2 separate regions of the Homo sapiens genome follow, and region 2 is linked to region 1. Evidence: chromatin loops called from intact Hi-C (ENCODE). Cell type or tissue: psoas muscle. All regions are shown on one strand.

Evidence for each region. Hi-C counts contacts between places; a loop is a spot of excess contacts. Peaks named below come from ENCODE experiments on the same cell type or tissue, not always from the same donor. Only the 100,000 strongest peaks of a DNase experiment are listed, where the experiment ranks them.
Region 2: it touches region 1 in a loop (15-fold over the local background); 2 of 110 quality-filtered maps call a loop at or near these places.

What each region holds. Positions count from the first base shown.
Region 1 is chr2:216,770,570-216,778,569 of GRCh38, forward strand. The region is part of intron 3 of IGFBP-AS1 (IGFBP5 antisense RNA 1); the gene reads left to right. Among named protein-coding and RNA genes, the nearest start is that of IGFBP5, 79 kb to the left of the region's middle. In psoas muscle, a CTCF peak has its summit at 7,315; DNase peaks (open chromatin) are centred at 2,692, 4,262 and 4,772; H3K4me3 peaks cover 1,088 bases; H3K27ac peaks cover 4,135 bases.
Region 2 is chr2:217,054,660-217,062,659 of GRCh38, forward strand. It overlaps LOC105373873 (a long non-coding RNA gene), which reads right to left. Exons shown (of 4, transcript XR_923877.3): 4 at 5,863-8,000. Among named protein-coding and RNA genes, the nearest start is that of TESHL, 190 kb to the left of the region's middle. RefSeq lists enhancers at 281-330, 4,547-4,841. In psoas muscle, no CTCF peak of the experiment used is centred here; no DNase peak of the experiment used is centred here.

The DNA of each region.
Region 1 (8,000 bases):
TAGAATGAGCTAAGGTTGAGCCTTGAGGGAGCTCACAGTTGGGAAACAATTTACAAGCACATTGTTTCTGCTCCTGGCCTGCTCATTGCTGCCTTGTTTCTATTCCACCCCCTGGTGCTGCTTCTCATCTCTTTGGAGGTGAACAGGTCCCCCCACCCTGTCCTTTCCCTCTTTATAAGTGGTCTGACATGTGAGGGTGAGGAAGGAGTTGGCCTGATTGAGTATATAGTTTTTAACAAATTCAAATGTAAACTTTTGGTGGTTCCTATTTTTTATTTACTAAGCAGAAAGAAAGTGGTATCTGCTCATTCCTGGCATTGAAAACAAGGTTGACTCACCCTCTCACTATATGGTGGCTGGCACACTAAAGCCAACCACAATCATGGGTTTCAGCAATTGCCTTACATTGTTCCTCATTTTTGCCATTCATTAATCCATCAGTTTTTCCATGCACCCATCTATCCACTCGTCCACCTACCTATCCACCAACCTATCCATGTATCCATCCATCTGTTCATCCATCTATCCACCCGCCCCACCCATCCTTTCATCCACCTGGTCATTCATCTACCTGCCTATTAGTTTATTTTACATAAAAACATATATCTGTGACTTTTTTTTTTTTTTTTTAAAGACAGAGTCTCACTCTGTTGCCCAGGCTGGAGTGCAGTGGTATGATCATGGCTCACTGCAGCCTCAACCTCCCAGGCTCAAGCGATCCCCCAACCTCAGCCTCCCAAATAGCTAGGATTATAGGAGTGCACCACAATGCCTGGCCAGGCATAACATAACGTTATGCTTTGCAACTTTGGAAGCACATATGTGACAGGGTCATGATGAGCAAACACCACAAAACACAGGTTAAAAACCACTTCCCTTACTTCCTTCCTTGTTTCCTTCCTTCTTTCCTTCCTTCCTTCTTTCCTTCCTTCCTTCCTGTCTGTCTTGCTTTGTCTCCCAGGCTGAAGTGTAGTGGGGGTGACCTCGGTTCACTGCATGCTTTGCCTCCCAGGTTCAACCGTTTCTGTGGCCTCAGCCTCCCAAGTAGCTGGGACTACAGGTGTGTGCCACCACACCTGGCTAACTTTTGTATTTTTAGTACAGATGGTTTCAACGTGTTGGCCAGGCTGGTCTTGAACTCCTGACCTCAAGTGATCTGCCTGCCTCAGCCTCCCAAAGTGCTGGGATTACAGGTGTGAGCCACCATGCCCAGACGCTGGCTAATTTTTATATTTTTTGTAGAGACAGGGTTTCGCTATGTTGGTCAGGCTGGTCTCAAACTCCTGAGCTCAAGGGATCCTCCCACTTCAGCCTCCCAAAGTGCTGGGATTACAGGCGTGAGCCACTGAGACTGGCCAAAATTTTATACAACATAGCAAAGCTTATAGTGACAAGCAACTTTCTCTTTTCCTGCTCATCCTTATCTCCCCAGTTCCTCTTTCCAGTTTGTAGGGTATGCGTCCACAAATACTCTTTGCATGAGAAGTATTCTATGTAAATCCTTGTTTTTTATTTATTTTTCTAAAGTGGTATCATAAAATGTGTACTGTTACCTTGCTGTTTTTCATTTAACAATATGTCTTGGGTATTTCCCCACATCTCTCAAGCCACTTTTCTTGGTTGGGTGTGGAGGCTCACATCTGTAATCCTAGCACTTTGGTTTGAGCCCAGGAATTTGAAACCAACCTGGGCAACATAGTGAGACTCCTGTCTCTATAAAAATTAAAAAATTAGCCAGGCATGGTGGCATGTGCCTGTACTCACAGCTATTCGGGAGGCTGAGGTGGGAGGATCACTTCAGCCCAGGAGGTTGAGACCTCCTGGGTTGAGACTGCAGTGAGCCTTGATCACACCACTGCACTCTAGCCTGGACAACACAGTGAGACCCTATATCAAACACACACACACACGCACACACACACACACACACACACACAACTTTTCTTTTTCCTTCCCCTGGCACTTCTTTCTTTGATCTCCACACTGAACTCCACATTCAACCTCTACCTGTGACTTCTTCATTTTTGGCAATTTATCTGAACAACAGCAACAATGACGTAGCAAACATATAGCATTCTACATATATAAACCTGTTTAATCCATGCAACAAAATTATAAGGTAGATAATATTATCCCCACTTTATGAAAGAGGAGACTGAGGCATAGTGAGGTCCCAGCAGAGAGGTGAGCAGTAGAGGGGGATGTCAAACAGGCAGTTCAGCTCTGGAGCCCAGCAGCTCAGCCTCTATGGTGTTTGTCTTCATTTGCTTTTTGATTTCAATATTCTATAGACTTGCAGCTGAGGGGCTCCTGCTTCTGGGCTGTGCTCCACCCCCCATCCCTGTTGCGGGTGATGAAATTCAGATAATCTGAGGATGACAGAGGCAGCCCATAATCCTGGAGGAGCCTCCCACCATTCCATGTAATCCAACCTTCCTGGGTTATATATTACCGGGGAAAACCTGGGCCACAGAAAGCCCCTGACCATGATTTCTGTGTGCTGGCTGGTGTATCTTTGGGAACTCTATCCAGTCTTCCATCTAGTTTCTCGCTGATAGGCTTGGGAACCTCTTTAGAATGCCTCATGTATGCGACACAAATTAGTTCTCTTGACCATCTCCCCTGAAAGCCATTCGCTTCTAGCCGCCTGTCTTGGCTCCCTGCCAGTGTGCCTCTGACTTTGCAAATGCTGCAAGAGGCAGCTATGTTCCCAACGGCTGCCCAAATGGGATGCCACCACGGGCGCCTGCCTGCTCTGTGGTGGTAGGAGATAAGGATACTTTCAGAGCTCTGAGCAAAGTGCTTGGAGAGGGCCCTCCGAGATGGGAGAGAGGCTTTTGGATTTGGGCATTGGGGACTGCTCATGAAGGGAAGCCTTTGATCTGGAGCATGTCAGGTGGTGAGGGCAGGGGGCAGGGGTGGGGTGAGCAGAGGCTATTCTGGGCAAGGAGAACCTCATTGGTGAGACACACAAAGAGATTTGAGACTGAACTGTGTTCAGTACGAAGCCCCAAACTCAGCTGGAGCTGACCCTAGATTGCCTTCGATTCAAATCCTACCTGAATATACAGGGCCCAGGAGAAACTCTGCCTCCTTTCTCTCCAGCCATTCTGGCTGTCAGCAGCATTTATCATGCAAAAAAAAGCAACAACTATTTGTTGAGGCCAGCTGTTTGCCAGCACTGTTCTCCATCTGGCGTGGATTGAGATACTTTCTCTCCATACTTTCTGGGTTCATTGAAGTTGGGTGAGATGGAGATGGGACAGGACCCTCCAAGCCTCCTGATTGAGCCTTTAAGCCTCCCTCTCCCCTTGTCCCAGGCTGGGAAGGTTTTCCTCATTTTTTAGCATCCAGTGAGTGACTGGTAGCCATGGCCAGATATGGCCTGGAGCTGGTTTTCCAGGGCCCACTTTAGATTAGGTGCTTGGCAATGATGGGGCAGAGCATGAAGGTGAGAAGGAGTTGGGTCTCTGTGCCTGGTAGCATCAGAATCTCTTCTATCTCAAGGTCCTGAGAGGTATGTGGATACTTGTGGATGCATTGGTGGCCAAGTTCATTGGTGGCCAAAAAGAAAAAAAATAAATAATCAAAGACCATACAGAGAAACTAGAACATTAAAACAACTTCTCCAGAAAGACGGGCAAGATGAAGGTGAGACTAAACAGAGACCTTGATACCTTGAGATCCAGCCTCAGGTTCTCGTGGTCACACGCTGTTGCTTCTTGGACTCTGAGATCTCTGGATGCCACTCTTGGAATTCTTGGAGAGGATCTGGGACTCTCCCCACATTGGGGAGGAGGCAGACTCACAGGATTTTAGTCTATGTGACATGTAACTAGATTGGCAACAAAGGAAACCACATCATAGCCACACAGAGGAGGGAATGCAGCCACGGAGCTGGAATTGCCTGCCTCGGGGGTGATGGTTGGAGTCCCTCAATATTTGACAAGAGTCTATCTTTATTTTCCGAAAAGAAGCAGAGTAGAAATGAAAAAGAATCATTCAAAGGATGACGAGTTGAGTGTTTGGAGGGGCAGTTACAGTTTCCACCCCTTAAACACTGGGAAAACAACAAGAGTCGCAGCAACCCTAGAGATTCCGGAGAGTTCTGGACTGCACTGGAAGTGCATGGAAGCTGAGTGGGAGGGGGAGGAAAGTGATGCCTAAAAATACTCCATGAGGGAGGGCTTATGAGGTCATCTCCCCAGGATACTCTGTCTACCCTGGCCAGACTCTGACCGCAGCCCCAGGGCCAGCTCTGAGTACAGTCATCTGAATAGGGCAGGAGCTTAGGAACGGGTGTTGATGGATGGGCAGCTTGAGAGGGACAAGGGGAACCTGGAGAGGATTCAGAGAAGGGACCCAGAGGTGATGAAATGGCTGGAAACTAGAGCTCGGTGGCCAGGTCAAGGGACTGGGACTGGCTCTACCTGGAGAAGAGAGGGAGGTTTGAGTGAGGGGTTAGGGAAGAGCCCTGCCCCCCGGTGCTCAGGCCCTGGCTCTTCTCTGGCCTTGCTGAGGATGGAATTAGGGTCACAGTGCAGCTTTGCTCTTGAGGATGGACTGAGTTCCTGGAGCTTTAGAAACCCTATAGCAAGGGGGAGCTACGTTTTCAGATTATCAGCACGATCACCCCCTTCTGTAATTGAGAGTGACTAACACTTACAGCCATTGCAGCTCACAGATCCCTAAAGCCCTTGTGGCCTGGAAGAATGACTCATGAATGGTGTTTCAGACAGCTGGCCTGGCTGGGGGTGGACACAGGTTTGAACAGTTGGGACACATGCCTGGTACGCATCAATCACTCTCAGTCTGTTGCCCAGGCTACAGGGCAGTGGTGCGATCACAGCTCACTGCAGCCTTGAACTCTTGAGCTCAAGTAATCCTCCCAACTCAGGCTCTGAGTAGCTGGGATTCCAGGTGTGAGCGATTGCGCCCAGTCTGAAGCCCCTCATTTTTACACTGGACCCATGAAAGGAGGACTGGAATGAGGTTGGAGTGGGTGGGTATAGACTTTCTCAGGAGGAAGAAACTAACTCATACTTCTGCGGCACCTTCCGTGTGCCAAGAACTTTACGTGGGTAGCCTCATTTAATTTTTACAATAATCCTGTCGGGGAAGGAAGAGACAAACTGTTCTTTCCATTTTACAGATTAGGAGATCAAGCAAAAAGAGATTAAGCTTGTACCCAAACTCACCTAGTTACAATTGGAGTGGTACAGTTGAGACCTGACCAGGCAGGTCTAATTCCAGAGCCCACTTGCAGTTGATGAGGGAAATCTAGAGACATAGTCAGATTTTTCATCTGGCCCCAGAACTCTTCAGACAAAGGTGCCCAGGAGCACATCCTTAGGTCAAGCTCACCTTCTGACTCTCAGAGTCCACATCTAAATTTAGAGAAGGCCAGTTCAGAGATTCTCCAGTACCCCTCCCATGTCTTAGCTTTGGAGGGTCCAACTTGGAGCATCCCTGAGGTTTCCCTAGGTGGAGAGAAAAGCTATGTGGGGGAGGAGAGATGCAGTTTACGTGTCTCAAAGTGGTGAAAGAGATACAATCCCCAAGCTTGGATTTGCAATTGGTGTCTGGTTGCCTTGGCCTGGAATCTGAACCTGAACTGTTTTCCATGGGCAAATTAGCTAAACAATCCAGCCCACAAAGGGAGCAGCTCTGATATGTCGGTGAACAAGCTCAGAGAGGTGGGGGGCCGTGGGGGTGCACAGAGTTGACAGCGGAGGGAGGAAGGCTACTGGCGAGAAGCCGACCTTCTCTTATCTTGCTGCCTGCGGAGTCAGCCTTTGCTTGAGAACCTGGCGAGGAGGCTGGTCTGATTTCCCTGTGGTCTGAACGGTGGGAATTTTGTTTTGGTGGCAGATTATATTTTCCCAAGGTGGTTTGAGTTACACCTACCCCGTTTCATTTAATTAGGCTGGTGCTGCTGTCTATTGTGTCTCCTGGGCCTTCTTGCATGAATAAATAGTAACGTGTTTGTTTTCTTTTGGGTGGGGCACTTTTTAAAAAATGGTGGGGTTGGCAAAAGTGGGGAGGTCCTCAGGAGGGATGATGAAGTCATCAGGAAACAGGTTAGAGGCAAATGTTCACCCCGTGGAGCTCAATAACTCCTTTCCCCCACCTCTGGGGCCCACTTTTATACAATGTATTCAGAGCCTCCTCTGTTTTCACTTCTGTTCCCAGCCAGGCTTGCTTTCTCTTTGCGGTGTGCCTGGAAATCAGGTGTTTCCTCCTCCAGGCCTACTGGCCTCCCCTCATCCCTTCTCATTTTACTGTAGTTTTCCATCCAGCTCCCTCCTTCTCTCTCTCTCTCCATCTCTCTCTAGCTTCTGGCTACTCCAAGATTATTAACAGGCAACCATGAAATATTATGCAGCCATAGAAAGAATATAGGAACTCTATACACGTCCACATGTAATGCTTTCCAAGAGATATTGTAAAGAGAAAGTGCTGTAAATAGTATGCCCTCTGTGTGTAACAAAGAGATGCTTACCTGTGCACATAATATTTCTGGAAATACACAAAAGAACTGGATGGAGTCTGGAATAGAGTCTGGATTTGGAGACAGACCTACTTTTATATTGCATTCTTGAGTTCTATTGACATTTTTTATTATGTGCATGTATTACTTTTTATAATAAAGAATTAATTTATAAAAGGAAAGCATACTATAATATTGTACATATTTAATTACTAGATTAAGCAGTGATTACGTTCTGTCTTAGAGGATGCAGGTTTGAATCCTAGTTACACCAAATATTAAGTATATGACTGTAGTTAATTTATTTAATCTTTCTAAACCTCAGTTCCCTCATCTGTAAAAATAATAACCACGCCTACTTTACGAGGTTTTTAATCTCATACTTTGCAGTGAAGGCTATTGGTCGAGTACATCACTAAGTGGAAGTAAGTTTTAATTTCTGTGTGAAATTCTCCTTGAAAGTAAAAGCACAAATTATAAAAATAATTCAGACCATGGATTCTGATTTTTCCATTTAGAAAATGATATTACTAAATAATGAAAGTCTAGCTTGCAAGAAGAGTGAGAGTGTTGTTTACCTGGGATTGTTTTAGAGGCTTTGGGGAAAAGGCCAAGCGTTGGGCGATGGGGAGAATTTGGTGAGGCTAGAGGTGAGGCCATTGCAGTTATAGGCAACAGTGAGGGCAGGGTGAAGGCAGGAAGGGACAGAGGATAGTGGTAAACAATGAGTAGATCAGTTGCGCTGGAGAAGCAGTTTCCTCTAGAGGGCGATAAATAGAGACAAAGAGGTTGGAACTGGAAGGCCAAGCCAAGGATCATACACTGTGTCCTACAGGCAGTGGGAGGCACTGCAGGTGTAAATGAGAAAGTGGCTGGGTTATCTTTTGCACTGTATGCAGTGGCATGAAACAATCTTTTGTCATGCTCACAAATTCTGTGAGTCAGATATTTGGACTGGGTATAGCAGGAATGATTTGTCTCCACTCTCCAATGTCTGGGGCTCCAGCTAGAAGACTCGAAAGTTGGTGACGACTTGATGGCTGTGGCTGGTGTCATCTGAAGGCTTGTTTACTCACTTGTTTGCAGTTCACACTGCAGTCGGCTGAGTCCTCCGCTGTATCTGTCTCCCAGACACATGTCCATGGCATCTCCATGTAGGCTGGGCTTCCCCGTAACATGGAGGCTGGGTTCCAAGGGCAAGCATTTTGAGAGACCTAGGAAACTGTAATGCCTTTTCCAACAGAGTTTCAGAAGTCATGTCCTGGCTCCGCTCATCAAGACAGTCACAAAATCTTGCCCAAGTTCAAGGGGAGGGGAAGTAAAATCCCCCTCTTGGTGGAGGAACAGCAGGTGGAACCAGAAATACTGCTGTGGTCACCTTTGCAAAATACAATCTGTGACAGACAGTGTCATGGAAAAAGCCATTAATTCAAAACAAATATGTATTGAGGCTGCTCTGGCTATGGAGTAGCCATTCTTTATTCCTTTACTTTCTTGATAAACTTGCTTT
Region 2 (8,000 bases), 280 kb after region 1:
CTTGCAAATTGATCCTGTAATAAATTGACATGACGAAAACACCAAAGCAACCAGAGAAATCTCACAAAGGCAAGAACACCATCACACAAGTCCTCAAAATCTTTCCCAAGATCCACTAGGGGTTAATGCCACTGATCTGATACTGGGGCACAGCCTAGGAGGTTTTGCTGTCTCTGAACGCACATGTCTCCAGCTTACAGCTCACAGGCCAGCTTTGTTTTTGAACAGATTGTGTTGGGGGAAGGGAGGCTTCTGAGACAGAGCTGAGAGTCCCCAGCAATGCCATCCCTGGCTTCTGGCCCATCTGAATGCCTTACTCTTTCATGTAAGCAAGACATGAGGTCCTGCTGTTTGAGTTGGCTTTGCCCTGCTCCGTGATTTCAGTTCCTTGTCTCTCCAGCGTGTGGGCTCATTTCCGTCCTCTGAGCACTATTGTTTTTCTGACTTGAACAGTCATCCAGAAAACCTCAGTAATAAGGCTTTTGTATCATTATTTACTTTGCTAATTATATATGTCTTTCCCATCCCCAGTGCTTGAAGACATCAAATTGCAGTTGAAGTAACGGCAGAGGGAAAAGCAAGGGCAACAACAACAAACCACTTCACTCCTCTGGGTGGAAACATGCAATTGTACCAAGAGGGATAAGGAAAAAACTGCTCATGTTTGCAGAAAGAAGTTGGAATAAGGGCGTGAAAGCAGGCGGGCTACTTTAGCATCTGATGCCAGGGATATGAGAGAGTAGCCCAGTGTGTTCATTCAAAAAGTAAGGCTCTGAGGCCAGGACCAGGAAAGATCCTGGAGTCCCCAGTCACAATGGCATGAAGCAGGATGATGCAGAGAGGCTAAGGGGGTGATTCAGTGGGTTCTTTACCTATAAAAATGATGGAAACCCCAACATCAGCTGGGCAAGTGGCCCTGTTCAGAGCTCCTGGACTCGCCATGACTAAAACACTCTGTTTTATTTCGTAGTTGATATCTATTGTTCTTGCCTCCCAGCAAGCAATGGAACAGCACCTTTACTTTCCTTTGAGAAACTATTCCTTTCCCATTCTCAGGGCTTGTGAGGATCAAGTGAGGTCACATAATCCAGATCTGGCCAATCAGCCCATCTCATGCTACTGGCTACACTAATTGGTTTAGGGATAGTAAAGTACTCAAATTTGTTTACTGAACATTTAGCCCTGGAATTTTGGTGATGGGAGGTGTAGAGGGTAAACTCTTGATGATATCATTTGTGTACCTGGGTCCAGCCATGCCTGAACTTTTCAATTACTTGACCCAGTAAATTTCCTTATTCATTTAAATGTTAGAGTTGAGTTTTGTCTCTTATAACTGAAAGAGTGACATGTGTTTATATTAAGTGCAGGTCACTAATATAGTCTATTGGTTTCCCCAGGCTTGTTCTCCTTTTCTCAAATAGGACTGATCAGATAGTAAGTGCTCCATACCTGTAGGATACATAAAAGAGCAAATGAACAAGGAGCAGGAGATATGGTGGCTGACGGTTGGACTATAATTTTTTCTTGATTTTTCTGACTTTATTTTGGCTGTGATCTAGGAAGTGAAATCCAGGTCCTTCTAAACCCCAATTTAACTGTGGCTCCTGAGGGAGATTTTCAGATCTCAAATGATCTGTAAGTTTAAGGGAGGATGATTGGTCCCTGTACACTCTCTGTGAGAGTTCCTTTGGAATACTGGTTTCAGAATGTACAGCCACACAGGTAACTGGATTAGGGACGGCCAGTGGTTTTTTATGAATGCTATTGAAGACACTGAATGGAAGCAATTCTCACCAGAACTCTTTTTGCTGTCATCTTTCAGGGGCTAAGTTGACACTAGAACCAATCAATGATCCCTGAACTGGGAGAAATGGGTGGCCTTGGCTGTGATTTTTGGTTGTGCTGCACATTTCAAGATGACAATATTGTTTTAAATTAACCTGTTAGAGTGCACCTTTCCTAAAGAACTTTACCTTGATGTCTGAGTAAGGGCAGTGCAGGAGGTCCCCCAACTTAGGGGACTGATCATGTTCCAAAGGTCATTTCTCAGTCTGGATGTTTTCATGAGATAATGAATTCCAAGATATTGTAAGGTTCAATATTATAAATGGTTCTTAGTTTACTAAGATAATGCATTGCCTCTTTGTGAAGCCTTCTCTGGTTACCCTAATCAAAAGTAACTTTTCTTTCCTCTTATATGTCACACAGTATTAAATGAGTTGTTTTTTAAAAACATCTTAAAATCTTATACTTAAGCAATTATGTAGATTATCTTGGAGTGTTGAGCTTATTGCTCTCATTAGATGTTAGTAAATGGAAACTGAGTCCACAATTTTCACACTGTTCTAGTTCTTTTTCATTCTGCTTCATTTTCTGTTGTCTCCTGCCAGGTGTCTGTGCTAACTCATCTTGCCTGAGGACCCCTACCCCATGTCTCACTGGTCTGCTTGGCTTACTTCTGAAGCCCAGCACCACCTTCCCTCAGTGGCTCTTAACAATAAACCCTGACACAGAAGTTCTGGCTGGTCCACCTATTCCTTTGAGTCAGGTCACAGGTTTCCCTCCAGCTAACTGATGGATGGACTGTCCTTGGCTCAGGGGTCCACTCTTGTTCAATTAGATACATTTTGGGGGCAGGGTCAGAATTCATAAAATGCAGGCATTTGAAGAACAGGGAATCAAGGTAGAGAGTTCCTAGAAGACAGAGCAGGGAGGTAAAATGAAATATTCTAGTAAAGTATTAATATTTGTGGCAGGATATGGTCTTTTTTCTTTCTTTCTTTTCTTTTGAGATGGAGTCTTACTCTGTCACCCAGGCTGGAATGCCCTGGCATAATCTTGGCTCACTGCAGCCTCCGCCTCCCGGGTTCAAGCGATTCTCATGCCTCAGCCTCCCTAGTAGCTGGTATTACAGATGTCCGCCACTACACCCTGCTAATTTTTGTATTTTTAGTAGAGACGGGGTTTCACCATATAGGCCAGGCTGGTCTCGAACTCCTGACCTCAAGTGATCCCCCGCCTTGGATATGGTCTTAACTAGAAATGAAGAGATCTGAGTTCAAATTCAGCATTTGTCACATGTACCCTCTCTGGTCCCAAGGAAATCAAGTAATATCTCCAATCTTCAGATCTTTCACATGAAGAATAAAGAGTATTGATCACCATATCTCTACACCTCCTTCCAGCTCTAAGACCTCCAGGACTCACCTAGAACCAAATTCATCCCCACACAGTGGCGGCAGGGTCGTGTTGTCATGATGATGGCCTCTTTCGGTGAAGAGAGGTTGTCAGACACCTGGAGCAATGCCAGAGACATTATCCTTCCCTAGGAGAGCTACTGATAAGAAACCACTGGCAGCTCCTCATTCACTTCTCCATCATTCACTCTTTTCTCCTTTCTTTTTCCTTAGAGGCATAAACAAGGTGTAGATCATCCTGTTATCCATAATGAAGGAAGATTTTAGGATATTCCAGCTTAGATCCAGGTGTCCCCAGCTTCTATACTCACTCTGAAGAAGTGTACTTTATCTACTCTTTTTACACCATTTATCCCATTTTGGCCATTTCTGAAAGGAAGATCCTAGAAGCCAGGCCTCTTGGAAGAAGTTGGAGCTACAGCATTGATAGGAAAACCTGACACCTAGAAAGGCAAGTCAGTTCTTCCCATGCAGTGGCTTTGGGGACTGTAATTTAACAAAGCTCTTTTTTACTTGTGTAAAGTGATCTCCATTCCACTTTTTTCTTGCACTGATTCTAATTAAGTGGAAGCAATTGTTATCATCATTTAGGATTATAGTTAAAATACCCCTCAAATTGTTTCCATTTGGAATGGGACCTTGTCCCATTCTGCTCTTGCTGAAGGAAGTCTTCATGGAATCACAGGACTCAACAAACATTTCTCATTAAAAATTCTCTCCTTTAGGCAACAGTGGCATAGAAATCCTTATGTTCTACTGTCTGACCCGTATGAGAACAGCGCACTTCTCAATTTATAAAAGAGGCATTTTCCCTCCTCCTGGGAAAAATATTTCTCTTGGTCACTTGAGTCTAGCATCTAAGTCATATAATGCTATTATAGCCTTGTTTTGCTTTTGATTTAGGTCATATCTTCTTTTTCTGATCTTTCTTAAAGTGAAGGGACCATTTGCTATGCTCACAAAAATTCTCAAGGCTGGAACTACAGCATGCTCTGGTTTCTAAGCCATACACATCCAGGTAGAAGGGTCAATTTAATTGCCAATGATCTCAGCCTTTTCTAACACTGTTCCTTAAGTTTCTTTGGCACTGCATGGCAAGCAACTGAGTCATGCATGAAAATTTCTCTTCTAGACAACCCATACCTACAGAGGGAGGATTTGGTTTACTGCAGATGCTGAGTGCTTCTGATGGCACACATTCCTTCTTATTAATATCCCCCTGGCCCATAATGGTTTGTGTGGACAACAGCTACTTCCTTCAAGGGTCCTTTGCTTGGTAAATATATGCCTCCAGGAGCTTTCTGGGTAGAAGCAGTCACAAATCACAGGGGTATCTATGAATGGCACGGCCCATGGAAGGGCTCACACTGTCCTGATTTTTCTACCATAAGAGCTAAAATAAGGGAATAGGCTTCCAGGAAATAAGTCAGATGGGTTGTCTGACTAAGCACAGGGGCAGGGATTGGAGGTGAGATGACAGAGAACAGTCAGCATTGTCTCCGCTTCCGCTCCACCCTGCAGTTCTGAGCTGAACAGATAATTTATCTGTGGCACAACAAAGTATATGACTTGGAAGAATGTTAAAGATCAAGTCCACCTTCTCCTTGTATTATATGGCTCTGAGAGCCAGAGAGGGGAGGTGACCTTCCCAGAATGTGAATGTGGTAGAGCCTAGCTTACAATTCATGTCCAACTTAGGTGTGAAGTTCTATGAGACTATGCTGCCCTCTGCCTCACAATGCTTTCTCCCATGGGAGAGGAGGCTCAGAGGTACAAAGCAGCTGCAGAAAGACTCTCTCAAGCTATTGACTCTTGGATGACAACAATTAATGTTCAACTTGGCTTTACCCCCAACATGCACTGCACAGATGCCTGCAGGTCTACAATGCCGAGACCAAGTTTGGGGGGCATTTCCGCAGCTCTGTCTATTGTCCTCCTTTCCTCTTCTGTGGTCATTCTTCCCAAGGGATAGGCCTAGTCCAGGGTGGAGAAAAACAATTCTTGGTGGTAGGGGCATTGGAATTGTATGGGCAGGGTTCTAGGCCAACTTTGGCCTTTCACAATTCTGCTAAGCATTGAACAGAATTTTCACCCTAATTTCACCTTCCCTTCCATCCCTTCCCTAATTTTGCTAGTGTGTATGGAGTTGATTTGATGAGACCTCGTCTTTTTTTTTTTCTCCCTTGTAACGTGGGCCCTATCTTCAAGCCTATCTTCATAGCCTTTCTTTTCCAGACCTTGCCAAAAAGCAGTAGAAGAGAGGTTACAAAATATAAGAGGAAACCTTAAAACAAACAGGGTAGAACTGGAGGGAATCTTAAATAATGCCTAACCCAACTCCATATTCCACTGATAGGAAACTGAGATCCTGAGACACCATCCAAATTCTGATGTAATCAGCAGAACTTAATATGCCACTTTGAGCACAGAACCAAGTACTTTAGAGGTAAGAGAGGCTATTTGTTTCCAGCACAGGCTGAAACCCACATGAGAAAGTTGGACTTTAAGTGACCATAGTCACATTCTGATAAATTCTAAAATGTCTCTCTCATTTTCTCTGACATCATATTGTCATTTTTCATACCACAAATGTGTTACAGTGAAAACCAGGTATAGGTCAATAGATAGTACCAAGAAAAAGAAAAGTTATCATTCTTTAATGCTCTTTAGTTTGAAAACTTTATTTATTTCTTTATTTTGATGGAGGAGTAGAGTGGGTCAAGCTAAGAGTTGCCTTATAAACCTGTTGTTCTCAGCAAATGAGTCAGCTGAGATAAAAACATTAGTTTCCTTGGCGTGTCAGCATCTCTCCCAAAGGAGGGTATTAGTTCATGGGTTGGCATTGCTATCACAAAGAAGGCTCTGGCAGCACCTGATTGGCTTGGCCAAGCTTTTCCCAGTTGGCGTCTGGGCATCTTCCTAGCAGTGGGTCACTCACCCAGCAGTGATTTGGCCTCCTGTTGACATAAATATGCCTAATTCAAAGCAGAAAGTCAATTTGTTATTTTGCCTAAAGAAATGTAACTACCAAGCAGGCTAGATTTCTGTCTTGGCATAACCAGGAAATCTTTACCAATAATTTATGATGTGGTCACCCTTGTTGTAGGCATTATGGAAGATGGAAAGATATATAAGGAATGGCGTCTTGCAAAAAGAACTGGACTTTTTTTTTTTTTTTTTTTTTTGTAGCAATGTGGAGAGTAAAAGCCCAGGGGTCAAATGGTAATTATAGAAGGAGATTCATTTAAAGAATGTCATAAGGAAATAGAAAATAAAGGAAACATTGCAGGAAACCATAGGGGGCTAGCTGATTCATGGAAAATGTGAGGTTATGGCTGGGTCTAAGAATAAGTAAATCATTGGTGACTATGGTTGTAGAGGTTAGGACAGAGAAAGCTGGAGCAACAAGCAATCATCTGCCAGATAAGACCCCGGGCTGGGTGAATGCAAGGAGGGAGCGGACAATTTTGTCTTCCAACTCTGTGGAGCTGGAGCCTTATCTTAGGAGTCCAGTGGGCCTGGAGGCCTGATCACCAACCAGTGTAATGTTAGAATAAGACTTCCCTAAGCAAATCAATGTGATGATTGATACAAACAGCCATCACTGGGGCCTCCTCTATTTCCAATCTCTTCCTCAGTTTCCCAGTTCTTTCAGAACCTCACTGGGAAGTTCAGGGATATATGCCTGCAGGCTGGCCTGGCGCAGATGGATGATGAAGGGTCCTGCCTTGAGTGTAGGGTAGAGTGATTCTGAGTGCTTTCCAACAGACTGTAAATTAAAGACACTCCAAAAAGCCCCTGGTGGGGATAGATGGGGAGAAGGGGTATCACTAAGTCTTCATCTTTTCTTCTAGGGCCAGGGTCAGTGGTTCAAATAAACATGGTGCCCCACAGAGATGGCCTGTGGCCAAGTAGCTCTCAGTGGGTTGACTCAAAGTCACCTGGACAGGCCTGGCGGAAACGCAGGATGGCCCAGCCCTTTCCTAATAGGTTTTCCAGAGTTGATCCATCATTCTGCCCAGAAAAGGGGAGAATAAAAAATAGATCACGAGCCCCTATGACTGTGACTTGTGCTTCCTTGGAAATGCAAACAGGTGAAGGAGAAAATGACACAGCTAGGGTGGTAGGGGGCACTGGAAGTCAACACATTTCTGGGTTCAAATGAGAAGGGTGAGGTGCTGGCATGGAGGAAACTGGCACTGGCCGTCTCCAGGCAGGACTTTCTGGGCACTGGGCAAGGCCATGGCTTTGGGAGCTGCCCCAAGCTGCTGGTCGTGCCAGTGCTTCATTCACCCTGTGAAATGTATTAATTAGTGAGTGGTTTTGGCTCAGAGAGAGTTGCTGTGGCTTCAGATGGATATAGCAGAAAAAAGGCAAATCCATCTACAGGCGCCTCTGAGAAATCTCAGCTCTTGTGAGCCTGAGAAGAGCTTCCATAGAGAGAAGGCGAGACCCCAGCAAAGTTGGACGGAGAAAATTGAGACACCCACACCAATTAGTATGAGTCTATCAATCCAGTGCCACCGAAACACAAGTCTAAGCCTAACAGAATCTGTGCTGCGAATAAGTAAGATTGTTGGAAACAGAACAAAAAAAAACTTTGCAAATGGTGCTTCTTTAAGCTTCTGCAGTTCTCTTCTCTCACTCCCTTTTCAAAAATGGCTGTAAAAAAAATTTTTGGTCTGGTTTAGCCAGAGCGCGTCAGAGCTGGTAGATGCCTTCAAAACTGTGATCTCCCTTTAATTGTCAGAGGGTAGGCTGAGGTCCAGGGAGGTAAACAGACTTTTCCTAAGCTCTGTAGCT